Linked DNA regions of Homo sapiens: region 1 is linked to region 2. The links are chromatin loops, found by intact Hi-C in ENCODE. Cell type or tissue: breast epithelium. All regions are shown on one strand. Each heading gives the region's core, and the rest is flanking DNA. Links, peaks and the distances in the headings are about the cores only.

Region 1 (2,773 bases), core at 1-2,500, 55 kb before region 2:
GACTGAAACAATATGCCGACAACCCCAAAGCACCACTACGCTCTCCAAAGAGGGCAGCATCCCACCCTCAGGCGCTGGAGGCTTGACCACTCTCCAGCTGACCGGCCAGGGCCGACGGTCCCTTTCCCGCCAGGCTGCGGGCAGGCGGCTGGAACGGGGAAGGCGGGGACCTGAGGGAGGGGCGCCCGCCTCGCCCACCCCAGCGACCTGGGGCAACGCCCCGCCGCCGGCGCTCACCGAAGACCAGGATGTTCTTGCCGGACGGCAGCTTGGACCTGGCGCGGGTGGACACTTCGCTCAGAATGGAGGACCTGTGGCGACAATGGCAAGAGTGGTCAGCCCCGGGCCGGGCTGGGATGGCCCGGCTCGCGTCGGCCCCTCAGTGTGTCCGACGGTCCGGCCCAGAGGCCGCGCCCCCCACGGCCCGGCCCGACCGCCCGCGGCCTCACCATAGGCTCTGGCCTTCCTCCTCCTCACTGGTCAGGTCGCCGGCGGCCGCCACCGCGGGCCCGTTGGGACCTAGCAGCAGCTTCTTCTCCACCCCCACCGGCGCCATCTTGCCAACTGCAGCCACAAAGAGGGCCCTCCCCCGGGCCCGCCGAGGACCCGCGAGGACCCGGGCCGGGCCGCCCCCCGCTCGCCGTCCCTCGCGCCGCGCCGCCCGCCGACCTTGCCGCGGCGACTGCGCCGCCCAACGTGTCCTCTAGGTCTGCGATGGCCACGGGCTCCCACGGGTTGCGAGGCCGCCGAGGTGGCGGGCGGCGGTCAGGCAGCCGCCGGGGCAGCCATGCGCGGGGAGGCGGTGGCAGGGGCGGGCACCGTCCGGACCGAGGGCGCGCTGGCGGCCTCTGCCGGCTGAGGGGCGCAGCGCAGCACCCCGCCACGCTCGCCGATTCCCCTGCGCCGTCGCGGGTCGGGCAGCCGGATGACCGACCCGAAAGCCTAGGCTTTGGGAATGAGACTGATGGACACAAAAGCGCCATTTATCTAGAGCTCACCATGTGCCAGAGTCACACATTATCTCACTGAATCTTATCTAACCCTTTCACAGATGAGGAACCTGAAGCTCAAAAAATTTAAGAAACCCACCCAAGGACCCAAGGCTAGAAGATAACATTCGGTACTTCTAATTTATTCCCCAACCTTGGACCATTATATCATGAACTTGGCCTAACCCTACTCAAGCCCTGCATTGAAAGACTAGCCTTAAGGAAGACCCCAGAATCCTCATAAATATCCTGCATTTCCCCCTCCTCCTCCGAAGACTAAAGACTGTGAAGTAGTGCTCTTGACCGCAGTGCATAATACACTTGGCTTTGCTTTATTAACATGCTTTTTAAAATGATGTTTTCAGGGAGCCAGCATTTCACACCAGAAGAGGAGCCCTTAATTTCCTTGGGGGCCAGCTGGCAGGTGCAGAGCGGGGAGAAAAATAAAAGGAAAGGGGATGGAAAAGGGAAAGAGCGGAGAGTAACCGAAGGAAAAACATACATTCCATTATCAAGCTTAATTTTAGGTGTGGCCTCTACTTGAGGGCTCTTGCCATTCTCTATGGAAACAGGCTAACAAGACATTTCTAAATATCACAAGGAAGTGGAATGTGGCAGAAAAGCACCACCTAAGTAGGTTTCAGATGAGTAGGATTGTGATCCTGATGCCAAAAAATCTGGCGGCATGAATTACGGGATAAAACAAATGGGCATATCATCTGCCAAACTGGATGTAAGGTTTAAACAAGACGAGAGTGAAAACCCACTGAGTTCCTCCCTTGGAAATCTGGGAAAATCAGGCAAAGTGCCAGAAGTCCTAAAAGGGCAAGCAGTGCTGAATTTTCACAGGACAGAAGATGGAGATGAAAATTACAGGCCAGTGAGCTTAATCAGCACTAAGTGAAATTTTGTGATTAAACACTAAAGGAAAAGAGAATACCAGATTTACACAGTATCTTTCTTTTTTGCAGGAGTACCAGGTAGGCGGATGCTGCAGATACAGCAAATGCAGATTTCAACAGGGCATTTGACAATTCACATCTTAGATGCGAAAGTGAAATCAATGCTGGATGATAGCACTGAGGCTTATTAAAGACTAGCCCAGAGGTGGCTGATGAAGAGGAGGGACCAGCAGATGAGGCTGCTAGGGGCCTGCCCAAACCTCCTGCCCTGGCCAGCCAATTCAGGGTGCCATCAGTGACTTGGATAAGAATACAGCAGCAGTCATGGAAGTTGTGGATGACCTGAAGCAGGAAGGGTTGCCTTATCTACTGCATGACAAACTGAGCAGAGACTAAATCTAACAAGTTGAAATTTAGCAGGAACTATTAAAGTCCTGTGGAAGAGTTTAACAAAAAAGCATAGGAAGGCCAGGTACGGTGGCTCACACCTGTAATCCCGGCACTTTGGGAGGCCGAGGCTGGCGGATCACTTGAGGTCAGGAGTTCCAGACCAGCCTGTCCAACATGGCCAAACCCCGTCTCTACTAAAAATACAAAAAAAAAAAAAAAAAATTAGCCAGGAATGGTGGCATCCGCCTGTAATCCCAGCTGCCTGGGAGGCTGAAGCACGATAATTGCTTGAACCCAGGAGACAGAGGCTGCAGGGAGTTGAGATCACACCACTGCACTCTAGCCTGGGCGACAGAGTAAGACTGTCAAATAAAGTAAAATTTAATTTAAAAATGCATAGGAATAGGATAGGAAATTATTTGAAATAAAAATGATAATCTAAACGTCATTACTGTATTAACTATAATCTAAGAGTTGGTCATGTAGAATGCC
Region 2 (2,805 bases), core at 53-2,552:
GGCGAGAGATCACTTGAGCCCAGGAGTTTGAGGTTGCAGCGAGCTATGATGGCATCAATACACTCCAACCTGGGCAAAACAGTGAGACTGCGTCTCAAAAAAAAAAAAAAGAAAGAAATATAACATCCTGCTTCACTGACCTCCCTAATTAAAATAGCTAGACGACAAAACTTTGTATTAAAATAGTAACTGTACTATGTAACAACAGGTGAGTCTTCTCATATATGGAACTCACCCCCCAAGAATGCAGCAATGGTATGTGGCTCAGCAGCTCCATATCGGCAACTAAAGGAGACCACAGAGACATGAATTTTGATTAGCCTTATGACAGGTGTGGAATCATCTCCTAGATACCCTAAAAAATACTCACAATTCGTGGACATAATCATCTTTCACCATTACAGATAAACCATATTCCTGAAGGAAGCCAGTGAGACAAGACTTCAACTTTCCTATATCTTCTTCAACTTGATAGTTAGATACTCCTAAAAATAAAAGTTAGTTTTCATTAAAATAAATGTGATTCAAAATTAATGGCCAACTCCTTTATTTAATCTAGTTTCAGATGTTCTAGTCAAAATATGTATGAAACTGAAGAACAAAAATAACAAAGTATGAGACCAATATTTGCACATATCACAAACCTATAATCAGAGACCAACTAAAACCTAGTAAAAATTTGAATTTAATTAAATCTTTATTAATTGCATCATATTCACTGTCTAGAAAAGCATCTGGCACATAGTGCTTAATAATTATTTGATAGAAGAACTTAATGAATGAGAAAGTAATGTCCTACTTATACCCTTTATAAAAGTTATTCTCCAATTCTAAAAGACTAAATGATAAATGACACTGAGGACATAAAGCTATTAATAATAGGTAACTTTTTTTTTTTCTTTTGAGAGAGAGTCTTGCTGTTACCTAGGCTGGAGTGCAGTGGTGCAGTCTCGGCTCACCGCAACCTCTGCCTGCCGGGTTCAAATGATTCTCATGCCTCAGCCTCCCAAGAAACTGAGACTACAGGAGTGCGCCACCACACACAGCTAATTTTTTCTATTTTTAGTTTCAGTGTTGGCTAGGCTGGTCTCGAACTCCTGGCCTCAAGTGATCCACCCGCCTTGGCCTCCCAAAGTGCTGGGATTACAGGTGTGAGCCACCATGCCTGGCCAATAATAGGTCACATTTATTGAGCATTAATAGATGCTGGACACTGTTCTAAGGACCTTATATCTATATTAATTGATTGAATCCTCAAAACAGTCCTATGAAGTATGTATAGTTATCTCCATTTATAGAAGAGAAAACTAAAGCACAGAGAGATTAAGTTACTTAGCTCATAAGTGATGCTGTATGACTTCCAAAGCTAGGTCATAAAAAGCCCTGTACCTTCCACTTGGGTTTTTTGGAATGTTAACTGCAGAAGCCAACTGACATGCCAAAAGGAAGTCCAAGCTAGCCACGTGAAGAGATACCTGACCAGCCGCCAGCTATTCCCACTGTTCTGACTAAGGTGCTAGTTACATGAGTAAAAATGTCTTCTTGCATGTCTAACTCAGTCAGTCAAGCCTTCAGAATGACTCCACCCCCAGGCTCAAGCAACTGCATGCCTCCCCAAGGAGAACTGCCTGAGACCAGGCAACCCACAAAATCACGACACTATTTATTGTTTTAAACCACTAAGTTTTGAAGTGGTTTGTTATGCAACAGATAACTGAAATAAATACTAATCAAATAATACAAATAAAGCAATACATATTTGGTGTTTATTCTTTTTTTTTCTTCTAGTAAGCTTGCTTGTTAGGACTATAAACTCTGGGCAGCGCAGTGGCTCATGCGTGTAATCCCTGCACTTTGGGAGGCCAACACAGGAGGATCACTTGAGGTCAGGAGTTCGAGACCAGCCTGGCCAACACGGAGAAACCCTGTTTCTACTAAAAATACAAAAATTAGCTGGGCGAGGTGGCGGGCGCCTATAGTCCCAGCTACTCGGGAGGCTGAGGCAGGAAAACTGCTTAAACCCAGGAGGCGGAGGTTGCAGTGAGCTGAGATCACGCCACTGCACTCCAGCCTGGGCGACAGAGCGAGACTCCGTCTCAAAAGAAAAAAAAAAAAGACTATAAACTCTGGAGACACACTGTATCAGATGGAGCAGCAGGTTTTATGATACCCCTAGAATGTGTTGCTATGCAATAATCCTGCACAATTAAAATTATCATCCCAAAGAAAAATATTCTGAGCAACCTCAGATCTTTGAGATTATGCCAATTCTCCAATGACTACATTTGCTGAAGATAAAAAGTAGATAACTAAACAAAGAAATTCCTACATCTTCAGAGTTATTGAGTTCAGAAATTAGTAGCATACTTTTTTTTTTTTTTGAGACAGTCTCACCACAGTCACCCAGGCTGGAGTTTAGTGGCACAATCACAACTCACTGTAGCCCCAACTTCCCAGGCTCAGGTGATCCTCCCGAGTAGCTGAGTCTACAAGTGCACACCACCATGTCTGGCTAATTTTTTGTATCTTCAGTAGAGATGGGGTTCCACCATGTTGCCCACGCTGGTCTCCAACTCCTGGGCTCAAGCAATCTGCCTGAATCAGTCTCCCAAAGTGCTGGCATTACAGACGTGAGCCACCGTACTATGCCTGGCCAGCATATTTCTTGTGGCTTTCCTATTCCACTAAATTAAACTCAGTGTGAGTCTTAGTAACAAACTATGGAAAATGACAGAAAAAAGTTTTCTTCTATACATATTCAACCAACATCCCCCTGTAATAGTTTAGAATCGAACACTATTTTGC

The links. A loop is a pair of places that touch in the nucleus more often than their neighbours do. Peaks named below come from ENCODE experiments on the same cell type or tissue, not always from the same donor. Only the 100,000 strongest peaks of a DNase experiment are listed, where the experiment ranks them.
Region 1: it touches region 2 in a loop (18-fold over the local background); 2 of 110 quality-filtered maps call a loop at or near these places.

What each region holds. Positions count from the first base shown.
Region 1 is chr16:66,751,036-66,753,808 of GRCh38, forward strand. It overlaps DYNC1LI2 (dynein cytoplasmic 1 light intermediate chain 2), which reads right to left and starts at 574. Exons shown (of 13, transcript NM_006141.3): 1 at 450-574; 2 at 238-311. The coding sequence starts at 556. It overlaps DYNC1LI2-DT (DYNC1LI2 divergent transcript), which reads left to right and starts at 717. Exons shown (of 2, transcript NR_133569.1): 1 at 717-1,865; 2 at 1,961-2,773. RefSeq lists a silencer at 202-1,001 and an enhancer at 215-930. In breast epithelium, for the core only: CTCF peaks have their summits at 973 and 1,172; DNase peaks (open chromatin) are centred at 321, 566 and 746; H3K4me3 peaks cover 1,391 bases; H3K27ac peaks cover 1,319 bases.
Region 2 is chr16:66,805,542-66,808,346 of GRCh38, forward strand. It overlaps NAE1 (NEDD8 activating enzyme E1 subunit 1), which reads right to left. Exons shown (of 20, transcript NM_003905.4): 18 at 371-485; 19 at 236-285. Among named protein-coding and RNA genes, the nearest start is that of TERB1, 5.4 kb to the left of the region's middle. In breast epithelium, for the core only: no CTCF peak of the experiment used is centred there; no DNase peak of the experiment used is centred there.